2 separate regions of the Homo sapiens genome follow, and region 1 is linked to region 2. The links are chromatin loops, found by intact Hi-C in ENCODE. Cell type or tissue: ascending aorta. All regions are shown on one strand. Links, peaks and the distances in the headings refer to the core of each region. The heading gives the core; the rest is flanking DNA.

Region 1 (9,277 bases), core at 2,307-7,306, 660 kb after region 2:
TGAAATATCATGCCGGGTGTGGTGGCTCACGCCTGTAATCCCAGCACTTTGGGAGGCCAAGGCAGGCAGATCACTTGAGGTCAGGAGTTCAAGACCAGCCTGGCCAATGTGGTGAAACCCTGTCTCTACTAAAAATACAAAAATTAGCCGGGCATGGTGGTGGGTGCCTGTAATCTCAGCTACTCAGGAGGCTGAGGCAGGAGAATCACTTGAACCTGGGAGGCGGAGACTGCAGTGAGACAAGATCGCGTCACTACACTCCAGCCTGGGCGACAGAGTGAGATTCTGTCTCAAAAAAAAAACCCAAAAAACCAGAAACATCACTATGTACCCCCATGAACATGTACAGTTATTATTTGTCAATTAAAAAAAATAAAAGGTTAAAAAAAAAAGCTGAATATCATAACCAAAAAAAAAAAAAAAGGCGAGGAAGGGATCTGGAGTGTCAATATTAGTTGGGCACAGGGTCTGGAAGGAGCCGTCTCATTCTCTTGACACACGGTGAAGGGGTGGAGGTATTTATGAGCTCATTACGTTGACAGGAGAGTCAGGTCTTTCCTCATGTCTGCTAAGATAATTCTTCTCCAACATCTGTCTTTCAAATATTAGCTCCATTCCGTGGAGTCAGAAAGTCAGAGATTTTTTTTTTTGAGACGGAGTTTTGCTCTTCTTACCCAGGCTGGAGTGCAATGGCGTGATCTCGGCTTACTGCAACCTCCGCCTCCTGGGTTCAAGCAATTCTCCTGCCTTAGCCTTCTGAGTAGCTGGGATTACAGGCATGCACCACCACACCTGGCTAATTTTGTATTTTTGTAGAGACGGGGTTTCTCCATGTTAGTCAGGCTGGTCTCAAACTCTCGACCTCAGGTGATCAGTCCGCCTCGGCCTCCCAAAGTGCTGGGATTACAGGTGTGAGCCACCACGCCTGGCCGAAAGTCAGAGATCTTTAAAGCAGAAATTCTAGAGTAATTAACTCTGTTAATTGTAATGGAAACCATTGTCCAATGCATTCTATATGATAGACGCCTCTGCTGACGTTGCTTTACTGTAGCCCAGCTTGGCCCGCGTGCTCAACTGGCCACTGAATGCAGGTAAGTCCTTGCAGTAATCCTTCTGGGGAATAAACTGCTTGCCTGCTTTAGTTCCCAATTTTCCCTCCTTGGAAATAAAACTCAGCTCTGTGAATATGAAAATAACTATTTTATTCCTATCACTGAGCCTCTGCCCCCTCCAAAACTCCTCGTTTGGAATCTGTGCTTTTGTAAGGAGCCAAAATACTGAACCCAGCAAGTGAATACAAGAAAAGATGCCTTAGGGCTCTTTTCAGCCTCACCTCTCTGTGCCAGGGCTAGCTGGTGGTTTATTGCTAAGAGCCGCTCCCTCACAATTCCCTGGGAAGGCTTGTCCATTGCTCTCAAGCTGCAGCTCTGCGAGGTCACTCACCGGTGGCCACTGGCCGGTGTGAACTGTTCTGCTCACAACTGGCAGCCGCCCCATCATGAGGCTTCCTTTCGGCCTCAGCCTCTGGGCTAGAAATTAGTTGCCTTTGTCCGCAGTTACTCTGTTCCCCAGCCTCGCTGTGATTATAAATAGCCCTATCCATTCCAGGACAAGTGATTCAGGACTCACACACAGGTTGCCATTTGATCGTAATTATATAATCACATCTGTGAGCACTGCATGGGTTTTAAAATGAAGTGGTAAGTATTGGCTTACTGACTCTAGAGGGTGGTACCTTGGCAGAGGCAGTTGTGTTTCTCCTCATCCTCAAGAAATTGGCGTCGCGAACCAAATGTTCCGTGGTTATGGAATGTTCTATATAAGATTCAAACTGCTGCTTGGAAAAGCTAGGGAAGACCTTCTGGCATGCTGCAAGTTGATCTTTTCTGGCGTAACTGAAAATAGGAGAGAAAGAAGGGAGAGTGTGGAGTTTTTCTTGGTTAAGTCACACAGACAAAATTAGTGCTAGAAGAAGCACTAGCTTTAGAAAACGTGTCATGTGCTTGGATTGTGGATGGCAATTTTAGTACTCCTGTGTGCTCAACTTTTAAATGTCTCTCTAAAAATTTTATTAAGGGCATCCTTGTGGGGGCACATATCAATTTAGTGCTTGCTCTAGCAACCAGATGCCGGGCAGGTTCTAAGACCTATTTCTGACTAGAGTGAAAAGCAAACAGAACTATTTCTAAGATAACATCTTTGCTTGATTTATGCTAATTTCTTGTTAACATTTAAAATCAGTTCCTTGCTTTAATTTAGTATTAAAATTCAGGTACCCTGCCCCCTCCAAGGGGTAAAAAGATAAGTGGGAAAGAGCTTATTTGGACACCCAATGGGGGCTTATCCCCAGATTTAATGTAAAAATATGATTGATAATACATGTGCTCTTTAAAAGTTTTACATTCTAAATCGGAAAAAAAGCAGGAGACTTGCTGTAGACGGTTGGCTGGATTGTATTTTGCCTTCATCCATTTCGACCTCTGCCTCCACTCTGGGTTTAGAGAATGCTCCTGGCTACAAGCTCTCAGCTTTTTCACGTAGCCTGTGACCTCCCAGGGAGACACTGACCCCTAGTCCATCCATTTGCACATTTATTCAGCAAAAATTGAGCATCTGAGGCTGTGTTCTAGACACTGAACAAAATGCCCTGCCCTTATAGAGCTTACCTTCTTGCAGTTCTGTTTTTGTAAATCTACGGAGCCAGCAGAGAGTTGTTCTCAAGCAGGTTCAGTGACTCTTCATCAGGGCCAGAATCCTTCCTGCCACATCTGATCGGGGTTTTGTGTCCCTGTGTCCTTCTGATGCAGAGGACACTGTCATTGTCACTGCCATTAGGAACCCCATGCACCTGTCCACCTGCCCCACACAGAGGCTGGCTTAGCTGCACTCGTCACTCCCTGCATCACAGCTATGCACACGTTTGCAAGTCCCCATTCTTATTTTTGTTTATTCGTTCATTAATTTGTCATTTCTTTTTGCCCTCATCTCCCACTCCCATTCTCCCCTTTTCCGTTGGCAATCAGGTTGATGTGTTTAACGCATATCTCTTAATTTTAAGGTAGTTTTAAAAGAAGGTGTCTCCAGTTTTGTGTGCACTTGTTTAAATTGTTATGTGAAGGATAAAGAGCTTGGGTTCTTGACTCAGCCAGCTTGGGTTCCAGTCCGAGTTCTGCTGTAGTCTGGGTGGCCTTGGCCTTACTACACAATCTCTCTGCATCTTCGTTTCATCATCTGTAAGACGGAGCTGAGACTAGTAACCTACTTGGCTTAACTGTTTCATGGATTAAATTAGTTAATATGGTGAGGTGCTTAGAAGAGGGTCTGGTAGGTGGTCATCCCTCCATAAGGGTTGGCAACTAGTGCTGCTAGTTCATCTTTACATGCAGGTTATCTTCACCTTCCCCACCATATTTTACAGAAAGAGACACTGGCAAGTTTAGCTGATTAACGTTTGTCCTGAAAACCAGTCCCCTAATTTTCTCTCTCCAGCTGACATGCTTCAGGGCAGGGCTGCAGTGGTTAGAAGGAGACAGTGGTCGTGTTGCAGCAGTTAGAACTCAGTGAGGAGAGAGAGGTCAAAGGGTCGGTAAAACAGGGGAAGTTTCATATAAAGAACTACTAACCACAATAAAAGAATAACTACAAGACATAAGGAAATGCAATAGGGTACCCTAGGGCAGTGGTCCCCAACCCCCTGGCCATGGACCAGCATCAGTCTGTGGCCTGTTAGGAACTGGGCTGCACAGCGGCAGGTGAGCTGCAGGTGAGCAAGCGAAGCTTCATCTGTATTCACAGCCGCTCCCCATCATTCGCATTACTGCCAGAGCTCCACTTCCTGTCAGATCAGCGGCATTAAAATCTCACAGGAGTGAGAACCCTATTGTGACCTGGGCATGCGAGGGATCTAGGTTGCACGCTCCTTACGAGAATCTAATGCCTGATGATCTGTTACTGTCTCCCATCTCCCCCAGATGGGACCATCTACTTGCAGGAAAACAAGCTCAGGGCTCCCACTGGTTCTATATGATGGTGAGTTGTATAACTATTTCATTTTATATTACAACGTATATTACAATTACAATAAATATTTCATTATATATTACAATGTATTTTTATTTAATAAAAATAAAGTGCACAATAAACGTAAGGTGCTTGAACCATCCTGAAACCATCTCCCCAACCCTGGGTCTGTGGAAAAATTGCCTTCCACAAAATTGGTCCTTGGTGCCAAAAAGGCTGGGGACCACTGTCCTAGGGCTCAGGGAGATGCCCAAGGAAGGAGGGGCTGGGAATGTCTCCAGACCTTCTGGAGAGGGTGTGGTCAGCCAGGGGAGGCAGGAGGTGCCCCGGCTTGGCCACGACAAGGCGGGTCTGGAGCCACCGGGGCACCTTCATGAGCACAGGCCCTGCGGTGTTGGGGGGCTTGTGGCCCTGCAGAGCACAGGGGGCTGCGCAGGTGCTTGGTTTCCCTGTCGAGAGGGCTGAGGCCAGGATGTCACCAGGCTGAGATATCAGAGCCACTGTGGTCCTCACACCTATGTCCGGCTGGAAGTAACAGACGGCCTTGTTCTCCTGCGTGTCCCTCCAGCGCCCTCTACTGGGAAAGCTTCGCCTCGCACTTTGAAGGAGAGAAATACTGAGAACAATTCCGTGGCTTATCACAGAGCATGTTCAGAAGGATGTGGGCATTGCTGAGAGGCAGTACATGGAGACTGACACTCAAGTCCACTGCACACTCCGCCTCGTTACAGAAAGCATTGCCAAGGAAGTCACTGAAGAAATCACCCGTCTGGGCCTGGCGCGGTGGCTCACTCCTACAATCCTAGCACTTTGGGAGGCCGAGGAGGGTGGATCATGAGGTCAAGAGATCGAGACCATCCTGGCCAACATGGTGAAACCCCGTCTCTACTAAAAATACAAAAATTAGCTGGGGGTGGTGGCGCATGCCTGTAGTCCCAGCTACTTGGGAGGCTGAGGCAGGAGAATCGCTTGAACCCAGGAAGCAGAGGTTGCAGTGAGGTGAGATTGCACCACTGCACTCCAGCTTGGCGACAGAGTGAGACTGCCTCAAAGAAAGGAAAAAAAAAAGAAAGAAAGAAATCAAGAAATCATCCATCTGCTTTGGATACGCGGCCCTTCAGGAAAATTCCTTAACTGTTCAATATTCACTGAGTGCCTACTGAGTGCATTGTTCCATGTGCTGGGGGGTAAGTGATAAAGGTGGGCAGGCTCCTTTGAAGCTCCTTGAGCTCATGAGGCTCATATTCTGGGGGGAGAAGTTAGATAAATAACCAAATATACAAGAAAATATCAGGAAATGATCAGGACACTGTATTGCATATAACAGAATGCGGGTGGTGCGGGGGAGGGGGGTAGAGATCCTGGGCCGGCCATGAGGTGCCCTCTGAGGGGCGACCTTGAAGCTGAAGCTGAGCCTCAGGAAGGGACTGGCTGTGTGAAGACCTGAAGGAGGGTCTTTGCAAGAGCAGGAGCTTGGCATGAAATTCTCAAATGCATCCCTACAATTCCAAAGATTTTAAATCTATCAACTCTTCCTACCTTACAGATAAGAAAATTATGTGTATGAGTTGATAATTGAATCCGTTATAGATACATCCAATATATTTATATTTTATTGTGATATGCATTTTTTTAAAACTTAGTGAACTGGGTTGCTCTATTTCCTTATGGATTCTTAGATTTTCTGGGTGAAAATTCGTTTGTGCCTCAAGTGCCAGGCCTGCTCATCTTTCAAAGTTCCAGAGCAAGAAGTGGAGCACACCCTTTAGTCCACATCCCTTCTCCCCGCATGCTCCTCAGAGATCATTTAGTTTCTTTTTTTTTTTTTGAGACAGGGTCTCGCCCTATTGCCCAGGCTGGAGTGCAGTGGTGTGATCATAGCTCACTGCAGCCTCAACTTCCTGGGCTCAGGTGATTCTCCCACCTCAGCCTCCCGAGTAGCTGGGACTACAGGCATGCACCACCATGCCCGGCTAATTTTTATATTTTTTTAGTAGAGACGGGGTTTCGCCATGTTGCCCAGGTTGGTTTGGAACTCCTGGGCTTAAGTGATCCTCCTGCCTCGGCCTCCCAAAGTGCTGGGATTACAGGAGTGAGGCACTGCACCCAGCCCTTCACTGAGTTTCTCTATCACCTTCATTTTCTGCCTTCCTGTGGGGACCTCAGTCCTGGAGGTAACCCATGTCCTTTTGCTCCACTGCCAAAAGTCTCTATTAAGGTACATTTGTCCTAAGAAAAGCCCCATGATTTAAAGCTCTGTCTCTTCTTCCCTATCAAGTCTCTAATCAATTACCACTTCTCAGACAGCCATCACAGGGAAAGCTGGAGCTGATGGGCTGTTCTGCACTCACCTATTAGTGGAGAACAGACTTTCATGTGTTATTTAATTCCCAGAGTATCAGGAAACAAAAGGTAATTTTTGTTTGTTTGTTTTTACTATGATGCTCTTGGCATTAGCCACAGGCAGATGGAATGGAGATGTGTGAGTCAGTGCCGGGGACTTACTCTTCCATGAATGCTCAAGGATGGTATGAAATAGGGCAGAACAATCCCATTTTTTTCTTCTTATGTATGTGTGATCAAATTATCTCATTTTATTTATTTTTTTGTTTTCTTTGGACTTTCTTGTTGACACAAAAATAAATAGGAATGGATAAAGGCATAAACAAATGTATTATATGCAATGGAATATTATTCAGCCATGAAAAGGAAGACTTCCTGACACAGGGCATAACATGGATGAACCTTGAAGACAGTATGCTCTGTGAAGTGTGCCAGAAGGGAAAGGACAAATGCTGAATGAGTCCACTTCTATGAGGTCCCTAGAATAGTCTGATTCATAAAGACAAAAAGTAGAATGGTGGCTTCCAGAGGCTGCGGAGGAGGAACATGGGGAGTTAGTGTTTAATGAAGACAGAGTACAGTTTGGGAAGATGCAAAGTTCTGGAGGTGAAAGGTGATGATGGTTGATACAACAAAGTGAATGAACTCAATGCCAATGAACTGTGCACTTAAAAATGGTTAAGATGGTAAATTTTATGTTATGTATATTTTACCACGGCCATAAAGATAAGATAGGAAGGACGTGTCCTGAGGCTTTGAGGTCTGGATGCCAGCTTCATTAGAAAGAAGAAGGCAGGAGGAACATGCATATATATCCTCTAAGGCTGACACTTCATTAGTGTGACCTCAAGGCTCTCTGGGGGCACCGTTTCTATCTGGGTGACTTCTGGCCAGTGCTGTTTTGTTTTCTAACATGGTCTGAGCATGGAGTGACTTCTCTGCTGGGAAAAGGCTGTGGCTTTGAAAATCCTCCCAGCCAGAAGTTTTGCAGAGCTGAGGAGCTAGGCACTAGAAAGGGAAGGAACTACAGGCGGAAATAAATGCTGCAGGATCCTCACACCTGTCACGTGGTTTATTGTTGTTGAGAAACAACAATAAACAAACCCCACCCCAGTGAGTGGAGCATGCATGGGTTACTTCCCTCATTATTCGAGCATCTGAAGAACCTTTTGCAAACACAGATGGCCATTTCTGACAGGTTGGAGCTCTCACTGAATGTGCCTCTCTACTCAGATTTGGCTAAGTCCCGAGCACATTGCAACACGCCTCCCCTCAAAAGCCTCCCCTGGCTTTCCACCATTTCCCAGAATGTAGGTAAGGAGAGGGCTACTCCCTGTGATTGCTTCCCTCTCTGACATGTATAAAACACACATTTGGCTGGCTGTGGTGGCTGACGCCTGTAATCCCAGCACTTTGGGAGGCCAAGGCGGGCGGATCACGAGGTCAGGAGATGGAGACCATCCTGGCTAACACTGTGAAACCCCATCTCTACTAAAAATACAAAAACAAAATTAGCTGGGCGTGGTGGTAGGAGCCTGTAGTTCTAGCTACTTGGGGGGCTGAGGCAGGAGAATGGCGTGAATCCAGGAGGCGGAGCTTGCAGTGAGCCGAGATCCAGCCACCGCACTCCAGCCTGGGCGACTCCGTCTCAAACAAAAACAAAAACACCTATTTACCAATTAGCAAGCTAGAAACGAGTGGCCAACTCTCAAGTGTCTGGTTGATTGACACCATTTCAAAGATCAGGTTTCATTAGGTCATTGATTACCATTATATCTGGTATGATAGATTAATTTCATATTCATTCTATACAGACATTTGTTTATTCAGAAATCTGTGTGCTCCTAGAGGGTGTAAAGTAACTAAGATTTGGAATCCTAGAACGTCTGGAAGGAGGAAGAGCCAGAAGTCAAAAATCCTTGATGTTGGTTGGCACGAGGCTATGGTGTTTCAAGAAGTCCAACAAAGGTAAAAATGTCAGGAATAACTCTGGCCTCACATTAAAAATAACAGTTGCATACGCCTCAACATGGTGTGTCTATGCTTCAGAAAATTAGGTGCTGAACTAGTGCATTTCATTAGTTACAATTCACTCTGATTTGAGAGCATATGTACTTGGAACGAGCAACTGTGTTACTATAATTTGCCCATAGGGCATCACGCATCCTTTCTACCTGCTCTTCTTTGTTTTAATAGAATTTATAAAATGATCTATTCAGAGATTCAAATTCTTCCTGGTTTAGTCTTGGGAGAGTGTATGTTCGAGGAATTTATCCATTTCTTCTAGATTTTCTAGTTTATTTGTGTAGAGGTGTTTGTAGTATTCTCTGATGGTAGTTTGTATTTCTGTGGGATCGGTGATGATATCCCCTTTATCATTTTTTATTGCGTCTATTTGATTCTTCTCTCTTTTTTTCTATATTAGTCTTGCTAGCGGTCTATCAATTTTGTTGATCCTTTCAAAAAACCAGCTCCTGGATTCATTACTTTTTGAAGGGTTTTTTGTGTCTCTATTTCCTTCAGTTCTGCTCTGATTTTAGTTATTTCTTGCCTTCTGCTAGCTTTTGAATGTGTTTGCTCTTGCTTTTCTAGTTCTTTTAATTGTGATGTTAGGGCGTCAATTTTGGATCTTTCCTGCTTTCTGTTGTGGGCATTTAGTGCTATAAATTTCCCTCTACACACCGCTTTGAATGTGTCCCAGAGATTCTGGTATGTTGTGTCTTTGTTCTCGTTGGTTTCAAAGAACGTCTTTATTTCTGCCTTCATTTCGTTATGTACCCAGTAGTCATTCAGGAGCAGGTTGTTCAGTTTCCATGTAGTTGGGCGGTTTTCAGTGAGTTTCTTAATCCTGAGTTCTAGTTTGATTGCACTGTGGTCTGAGAGATAGTTTGTTATAATTTCTGTTCTTTTACAT
Region 2 (9,277 bases), core at 1,527-6,526:
ACCAGGTCAGGAGTTCGAGACCAGCCTGGCCAACATGGTGAAACCCTGTCTCTACTAAAAATACAAAAATTAGCTGGTCGTGGTGGCAGGCGCCTGTAATCCCAGCTATGTGGGAGGCTGAGGCAGGAGAATTGCTTGAACCTGGGAGGCGGAGGTTGCAGTGAGCGGAGATCATGCCATTGCACTCCAGCCTGGGCGACAAGGGCAAGACTCCATCTCAAAAAAAAAAAAAAAAAAAAAAAAGGCATATATTTACATTGTGTAACATGATGTGTTGATAGAGATACTCACAGCAAAGTTACTACGGTCAAGCATATGAACATGTCCACCTCCCCACGGTTGCGTTTTGTGTGTTTGTGTGGTGACAGCACCTGAAATCTCTCTTGGTAAATTTCCGGGGTACAGCACAGAATTGTTAAGTACAGTCCTCAGGCTCTGCACTGGACCTCTAGACTTAGTCGTCCTATGTAACTGCAACTCTGTACCCTTTTAAAATGATATATTGTTAAAAAGTAAATATGTTTTGCTGACTTTTAAAATTGATAGTAAAAATAATTAAATCATGAAAATCTGTCCATTGCTAGTGGATAGAGGTAACTAATAAACTTGGAGGGTGGGAGAAAACAGGGAGGAAATAGGCATTTTTAAAAACTGTAAGTAAACTTTCAATAATATATTTCCCCTTTCATTCTCACAATGGCTGTCTCCCTAAAGGTTCACCCCAAGAAACACAGTGCAGCTCGCTTTGGTAGAAATGACAGTTTCCCATTTATGTAAAATTAGTTGGCATAAAGTGTAGAGGAGGAAGAGAGAGCATTGCTGTTTGGAGGAACAAGTTCCCCAAATATGTATTTACATTATGATAATGAGCCTAATTAATAGAATGCTTGCATTATCCATTTTTATTGATTTTAATTATTATTTCGTGCTGATATTTTCCTTGTCTTTTATGATTTTTTATTTTTTTGAGACAAGGTTTCACTTTGTTGCCCAGGCTGGAGTGCAGTGTTGTGATCATGGCTGACTGCAGCCTCAAACTCCTGGGCTCGAGCAATCCTCCCACCTCAGCCTCCAAAATATCCAGGATCACAAGTGCATGCCACCATGTTCGCTAATTTTGTTTATTTTGGGGGGAGACGGGGTCTCACTCTGTTGCCCAGGTTAGTCTTGAACTCCTGGGCTTGAGTGATCCTCCCACTTTCCAGAGTGCTGGGATTACAGGCATGAGGCACTGTGTCTGGCCAATATTTTTCTTTTAAATTACAGCTTCTTAACTTTTATTTTCTCATGCCAAAAATCTCAGTTCTTTACCATAGAGCTAATGATAGAGTTTCTATATCACATTTCCTTTATGCTTCAACACACACAGGGCAGTCTCAGGATAACATCAACACTCAGCCAATAGTGTGATTGTGGGAAAGGGGTTAAGATGCCTCCCTCCCTCCTTCCCTCCCTCCCTCCCTCCCTCCCTTCCTTCCTTCCTTCCTTCCTTCCTTCCTTTCCTCCCTCTCCTCCCTCCCCTCCTTCCTTCCTTTCTTTCTTTCCTCCTCTCCTCTCTCTTTCTTTCTCCCTCCCTCTCTTGCTTTCTTTCTCTTTCTCTCTCTTTCTCTCTCTCCCTCCCTCCCTCCTTTCTTTCTTTCTTCCTTTCCTTCCTTTCTTCCTTTCCTTTCTTTCTCTGTTCTTTTTGCCCTTAGTGCATTTTCCACTAGTAGTTACTTTTAAATTCCTACGTTTTAAAGTCAATTGGAATAGCTCCCCTCTGGTTAGTCAGGCTACCAAATGGATACACATTTGGTTCATTTGTCTTATTTTATTTTTGGTATTTAGACATTGCTTTTTAAAGTTAATTGTGTTTTATAAGGATGTAAAATATTTGCATGGTTTCATAGTCAAATCTAGAAAACAGGGCATGTGCAACAAGGACTTGTGTCTTCCCCCAGAGACTTCCAGCCCCCTCCCTGTGGACTGTGCTCACACTGTTTATTTTTAGAATGGAAGCAGATAGGGAGAGATAGATTGATTGATGGTAGATAGATGATAGAGAACAGGTAGGCAAGTAGTTAGGTAGTACATAGATGATGAATGGTAGAAACATAGATAGATAATAGATGGATGGGAATAAAGATAGTAAATAGATAGACAGAGGGATGGGTCCCTATTTCCTGCCTGTACTGGAAAAATGGAAGATTTCCTCCACCTTGCTCTGTTCAGAGTGGTCTGTGCAATCACTCCAGAGGCACGTGTAGACACAGTCCTCCTCCCATTTTCACAATTGCACGGCAGTCTTTCCTATGGATGAGTGATAATAATTCAACCATCGCCCATCCATGGGGATTTGGGGTGCTTCACATCTTTTGCTTTTACAGACTATATAATACATTAAGAGAAGTGGGTCTCATTATGTAAATGCCTGCGCCTTGCTTTTTTTATTGAATATAATTTGATTTTATTATATTTGTTTTCACTTTTTAAATGGCTGTGTATATGATGTATATGATAAGATCTCAATTGAAATAATATTTGGATTTGTTATCACTGTGTTTTCCTTCCCCTGCTGTTTGAAAAAGGCAGCCCTTTTCATGCTTCCTTGTCTGAGAGAACTCAAGCAGCACAGCAGCAGGTGCAGAGGCTCTCCCTGGAAGCCTAGGCTTACTGCAGCCAAGCTGTTAGGAGCGAGTGCTACTATCACCGGTCGAGGGTCATAACTGCAACTTGTCCAGGTTCTTGGCATTTTGAACAAAGAATTGGACAAAACGCCCAACAAAGCAAAGAAAGAATGAAGCAGCAAAAGAACGAAAGCAGGAATTTATTGAAAACCAAAGTACACTCCACAGTATGGGAGCGGACCCGAGCAGCGGCTCAAGGGCCTGGATACAGGATCTTCTTGGGTCCAAATATCCCCTAGAAGTTTCCAATTGGCCACATCATGCTCACCTCATGTAAATGAAGGTGCCAAAAGCAACCAGTCAGAGGCTAGGGTGAAGTTACAAAGTTATACTTCTATGCAAACGAAGGCTGAGCCCGCAATCAGTCTGATTCGTTGTGGACAGCAACCGTTCAGAGACTGGAGCGAAGGTACAGAGGTGCAAACGAAGACTCCACCCACAATCAGTCTGATTGGTTGCGGACAGCCAATTTCCCATTTGCCTCGAGGAAAAGGTGGGGGGGTTTAGAAAGGGAATAGCCTCTGGTCCTTTTGTTACTTAGGAGTGGAAAGTTAGGGTTTTCCTTTCAATTTAGTTGTAGGAAGTCTGAGTGAAACAGCCTTTGGTCCCCTGCCTCCAGCCCCTATTCTCCTGCCTCAGTACCTGGAGAAATGCACGTGGGGGGCGCTGTCCCTTTAGCACTGGAAACCACTAATATGCATGGGCGGGGGGCGGGGGGATGTGGATAAACCAAATGCTCTGCGTTTTACATGAAGGGGTGTTACGTAGCAGGTACAGGAAATATCTCACAGCTATATTGTATCGTCATGGATACTTCCCCAAAGCAAAATTTAGTTAAAAACAAAAAAGTAAACAATACGACACATTATTAATGGTTGTTAGTTGTGGATGACAGGAATGTATTTCTCAATATTATACAACAGTCACACAACAATCAGAAGATTAAGGAATGCTGGCTTTTTAAAAATCCCTAAAATTAAAAAATGAAGCAAAAACCAAACCAAGCCAACCCCCCACCAAAAAAAAAAAAAAACAAAATAACAACAACAAAACACACAAAAAAACCCAAAAACAAAACAAAAACAAGTAAAATCCCTAAAATTTTCTTAGAAAAAAACAAAGATAAAATTGATTGGAAAGAAGAGCCTACGTGTGGGTGAAGGATAAGCTGATAAGCTGACTCGTGCACGCCTTGTGTTTCTGAAGAAAATCACAGAATAAATGGAAGAGGAATGTTTCAGAAATGTTTAACAACTCCTATTTCCCGAGTCCCCGGAGGGCCTGCCTGGAGCCAGGCGGGCGGCCCAGAGTGTGTGTTGAGGGAATGAATGACCGCCGGTTGGGAGCTGGGACGTCCTGATTCCCAAGCAGCGGTGGCCGCAGTTCCCAACGCCGCCCACAGATGGCAGGAGGCGCCTCATGGAAAGTCTCCTTGGAGAATTTGGCAAAGCTGAGCCCGCTGTGCGTCTAAGCAGACTCCAAGGAGCGTCCTTGGCCAGACCGAGGGCTCCACGAGGAAGGTCTTGGCTGGCGATGTCGGTTCTGGAGCGAGATAACAGAGGCCCCGCTGGCCCCCTGGGGGCAAGCCGGACACCCCCAACCCTGGGCCGGGCGTGCCCCCCGGCGGGGGGCGCAGGCGGCCCGGCCCCTGGGCTACACACCAGGCAGTGGGGCAGGAAGAGCCAGGCCTCGAACCCGCAGGGCAGCCCCACCGCCAGCGCTGAGATCCTTGTCACAGGGCCCGGCCTGGCGTCCGACAGGGAGCGCCTGCGTTCTTGATTCTCTGTGTTTTTTGTCTGGGGACCTGTCCAGACAGGCTGAGTCCCATCCTCGAATGCTCATTTCACTGACCGTGAACGGTAGCGTCAGGCTTCACTGCCCTGGCTTAGAAATGCTTTTTTGTAAATGGAAGAAAATAAAACACAAAACAGTCTGAAAAAAAAAAAAGTGAGCCTACCAGTTCTGCCGACAAAAGGACTAGCCTGGTGCTAGAAAACAGCATTACAATGAAATAGGTAACCTTTAAGATCCTGAATTCATCAGGGTTATACAGAGAAACAGAACCAATAGTGTGTGTGTGTGTGTGTGTGTGTGTGTGTGTGTGTGATGTGTGTGAGAGACTGTGTGTGTGCACATGTGAGTGTGTGAATGAGTGTGTAAGAGTGTCTGTGTGTGTGCAAGTGTGTGATTGTGTGTGAGTGTGTATGTGTGAGCATGAGAGTGCGACTGTGTGTGTGTGTGTCTGTGTAAAACTGGCTCACAGGATGATGATGGCTGACGAGTCCCACAGTCTTTCTGCAGGGTAGTCCATAAGCTGGAGCCCCAGGACAGTCAATGTGTGCTTCTGAGTCCCAAAGCCTGAGGCCAGGAAGAGCCAATTGTTCAGTTCAAGTCTAAAGGCAAGAAAAAGCCAGTATCCCAGCTGGAAGGCCGTTGGGTAGGAGAGATTCTCTCTTACACGAGGATGATCAGCTTTTCCTTCTTTTCAGGCCTCTAGCTGCATGGACGAAACCCATCTGCATTGGGGAGAACGATTTGCTTGACTCTATTGATTTACATGTTAATCTCATCCAAAAGCAGCCTCACAGAAACACCTGGAATAATGTTTGATCAAATACCTCGTGGCTCAGTCAAAGGGACACAAAAATCAACCACCATAGACTCCGACACGAGCTTATAGACCAGCTACAATCAGCAGGCCTGGAATGTACACAAAAGTTCAGTGTCTTTTGCTTTTGGATAAAATAAAGATTCCTGTAACTGTGACAAAGATACGTATCTAGTTGGGTGTATTAGTTTCTAGTGGCTGCCACAGCAAAGTGACACAAACCAGGTGGCTTAAAACCACAGGTGTTTAGTCTCTCACAGCTCTAGAGGCCAGAAGTCAAAAGTTGAGGTCGGTGTCAGCAGGGTCCCACTCCCAGACAACTCCAGGGGAAGCTCCTTCCTGGCCTCTCTCAGCCTCAAGAAGACCCTTGCCCAAAATGTCCAATGCCCCCCCCCCACCCACCCACCCAAGGAGTTGGTGAAATATTCCAGCCATTTTTGCACCCATTAGAGCTGCTCTGTCCCTCTGGGGCTCAAGAATGAGCTTACGGGCTGGGCTGCACCCAGCACTGCCCATTAGCTGTAACTGGCCCCGGACCAGACTCCAGGATAGGTTTGAACCCCAAAGTGTAGGCCCTTCCTATGCCTGGGTTGTCATTTGGAGCTTAGGGGCCAGGCAGGAACCCTCCCCGGCTTCCAGTGCCCCAGGCATCACTTGGCGTGCAGCTGCGTCACTGCAGTCATGTGGCATCTTCCCAGTGTTTCCCACCCACTTCCCTTAGTGCAGGTGTGTGTCTGTGTCCAGACTTCCCCTCTTTACAAGGACACTAGCTCTGTTGCTTTAGGGTCTACCCTAATGACTTCATCTTTATTTATTTATTTATTTATTTGAGATGGAGTCTCGCTCTGTCTCCCAGGCTGGAGTGCAGTGGCACGATCTCGGCTCACTGCAAGCTCCACCTCCAGGGTTCATGCCATTCTCCTGCCTCAGCCTCCTGAGTAGCTGGGACTACAGGTGCCCGCCACCATGCCCGGCTAATTTTTTTTTTTTTGTATTTTTAGTAGAGAAGGGGTTTCACCGTGTTAGCCAGTATGATCTCGATCTCCTGACCTCGTGATCTGCCCGCCTCAGCCTCCCGAAGTGCTGCGATTACGGGCGTGAGCCACCGCTCTCGGCCCCATGACTTCATCTTAACTTGATCATCTTCAAAGTCTCTATTTCCAAATAAGGTCACATTCCAAAGTACTGGGGGTTAGGATTTTAACATACGCTTCTGAGTGGACACAAGTCAGCCCGTGGCTGTGGGTCTCACCAGGTCCTGTGGGTAATCCAGTCCCTGAGTTCCTCCCCCGCCGTTCCCCAGGACCTGGGGGCATCCTGGACTTTTTGGCTGTCCACTTGACAATGCCATTTCCCTTTGCCCTGACCTCTCATCCCTGCAGAATTGTTTGCTAGTTGGGCTGTCAAGACCCTCAAAATAGCTGTGATGAGCCCACAGTCAACTCTCAGCCTCCATAAGACCCTTGCCCAAATGTCCAATGCCACTCTCGAGGAGTTGGTGAACATTCTAGCCATTTGTGCACCCATTAGTGCTGCTCTGTCCCTCTGAGGCTCAAGAATGAGCTAATGGGCTGGGCTGCACCTACCACTGCCCATTGGCTGTAACTGGCCTTGGACCGGACTCTAGGATGGGTTTGAACCCTAAAGTCTAAGCCCTTTCTACACCTGGGTTGTCATTTGGAGCTTAGCGGGCATGCAGGAACCCTCTCCCCAGCATGAACCCTCTGAGAGAGGGTGGGCCAGCCATTCTTAAAGGGCACTTTTAACAGGTCAGGACTTCTGTGGCATACTGAGTAAAAATAAGCGAGGGGCTGTGTGGCACTTCCTGGCTCCTGGGACCACTCTGTGGCTGGGCTCTGCTGCCCTACTCTCTGAAGTCAATTCTGCTTTCAGGCAACCTCCTGAAATGTGCATCCAGCTGCTGCAAGAGGCCTGTGGCTGTGTTTCTGAGCCCTTTGCTGGGCCTCCCCACCAGACAGAAGATGGGTTTAGCTTCTGCCTTTCTCCTAAAACCACAATTCATGACCCAAGATAAGATCTCCATCTGACGACCCAGAGCGGACAACTTTAACTGGCTCCACTCCAAGCTCAAGGCCCGTGCCCACCTTGGAAAGAAAAGTGGCTTTTCAGGATGCCTACATGAGTGTGAGGAGTAAAGTCCTCTCCTCGCTCCACCTGCCCTGGATTATTTTCAGGCTCTCAGCCATACATCCTCCTCCTCAACTCCTTTCCCGTAAACAAACATGCAGGGGTAGACCGGGGTCAGTGACACTGGAGATGGCCAGCCCAGAAAATCCCGACGCTTCTCCTTGCAGCCACTGTCTGTCTCTCAAAATAATTCAGGCTGGTTTTCAGGGTTGTAGAGTTTCATTTGTCTTCAATATGCTTTGTCACCATAAAATACACTTGAAGTCTGTAAAGTATTAAGAAGAGATGTTCAGGGTTTACTCTTCCCATCCGGCACTGTAACATTTCTTAAGGGTGGCACCTGGAGCTGGTTTTACGCCTCTTTCTTCTGTCTTAAGAGGAACGGGACCAGGTGCCTTTTGCTTGTGTTGTGGTTTAAAAACCTCTAGGCTCATTTTTTCCATGGACTCTGAGTGTCTGCTGATGCAAACAACTGGCAGGTGTCCCACTCTCATCCACCTGTGTTGAGAGAGGGAGTCAGTAAGTGCAAAGAAATTCTCCAGGGCGTGTAATATTTCTTCCAGAAGTGGGTGTTTTAAGGAAGGAATTGGCCCATATTTACAAAATTATTTGAAAGGTAAGGTTGATTACAAAACAAAAAGAGAGAGGGAAAAGAAGCAATGGATGGACATCTTAAGGATGTATTTAAGAATTAACTTTATAATATTTAATCCAGCATATATGTATTATTACAGTTCTCAGACTGGGTGCTGTGGCACTGTGGGGCAGCACAGGGAACTCCTGCAGGTGCACCAGGATATTTTAAAGTTTGGGAGGAACCCGCAAAGTCTCTGAGAAACCACGTGAGCTGCTCACTCCGGACTACTTACACTGTCAACATTAGATTGCACCCCATTTCTTCTGACGATGCCATATCTTTGCAAAGTTGGGTTTTTGGAGGTTGCTGTGACTAAAAGCAGTAAGTGAAAATTAGCGCAGCACAGGACATTTCCAGGTTTGAGAAGTTGTATAGTGTCGGACAGGGGAAACCATCCCATAAGTATGTAACGATTGTTAAGAATGAGATACAAATTTTTTTCTTTTAATTTATGCATATCATTTTTAAAAAGCTACTAAGTTGTTAAGATATAACTTTGTTTTAAAGTTGAGATAAAATTCACATCACATAAAACTAACCATCTAAAAATGTACAGTTCAACTGCGTAGGATGATGTGCACCCGTAGCTACGTGGGAAGCTGAGGCAAGGAGGGTTGCTCGAGCCCAAGAGTTCAAGGCCAGCCTAGGCAACATAACAAGATCTCCACCTCTAAAAAAAATTAAAAAATAAAAATGTACAATTCGTTTAGTGCAGTGCATTCACAATGATGTGCAACCATCATCACCACCATCCAATTCAAAAACATTGTCATTATCGGAAAGGACACTCCTACCCATTAACTCCCTATTCCCTCTGTCCCTCAGCTCCTGGAACCACCCATCTACTTGCTGCCTCTGTGGATTTGCCTGTTCTGAATATTTGATATAAATGGACCGTACGAATGTATATATACCTAACATCCATATACAATATTTGATAGAAATGTATCATACAACTGTATAATACATATGAACCTATTTAAGGTTCATCCACAATACAGCATGTATCAGAACTTCCTTTAGGGATCCAGTGAATTTTCGCAGCATGCAGAGACTGCATTTTGTTTATCCATTCATCCATGGATGGACACTTGGGTTGTTTCCGCCTGTTGCTATTATGAATACTGCTGCCATGAATGTACAAGTTTATGTGTGAATGCCTGTTTTCAATTCCATAGGGCAATTCTATATTTAACTTTTGGAGAAACTGCTAGACTA

The links. Peaks named below come from ENCODE experiments on the same cell type or tissue, not always from the same donor. Only the 100,000 strongest peaks of a DNase experiment are listed, where the experiment ranks them.
Region 1: a loop joins it to region 2, with 5 times the contacts of the local background. A loop is called at or near these places in 4 of 110 quality-filtered maps.

The regions. Positions count from the first base shown.
Region 1 is chr21:41,117,312-41,126,588 of GRCh38, reverse strand. No RefSeq gene overlaps it. Among named protein-coding and RNA genes, the nearest start is that of LINC00323, 26 kb to the left of the region's middle. In ascending aorta, for the core only: a CTCF peak has its summit at 4,599 (motif pointing left); a DNase peak (open chromatin) is centred at 4,598; H3K27ac peaks cover 381 bases.
Region 2 is chr21:41,773,210-41,782,486 of GRCh38, reverse strand. It overlaps LOC102724800 (a long non-coding RNA gene), which reads right to left. Exons shown (of 5, transcript XR_937745.3): 4 at 8,292-8,371; 5 at 7,623-7,920. Among named protein-coding and RNA genes, the nearest start is that of RIPK4, 11 kb to the right of the region's middle. In ascending aorta, for the core only: a CTCF peak has its summit at 4,050; a DNase peak (open chromatin) is centred at 4,096; H3K4me3 peaks cover 446 bases; H3K27ac peaks cover 760 bases.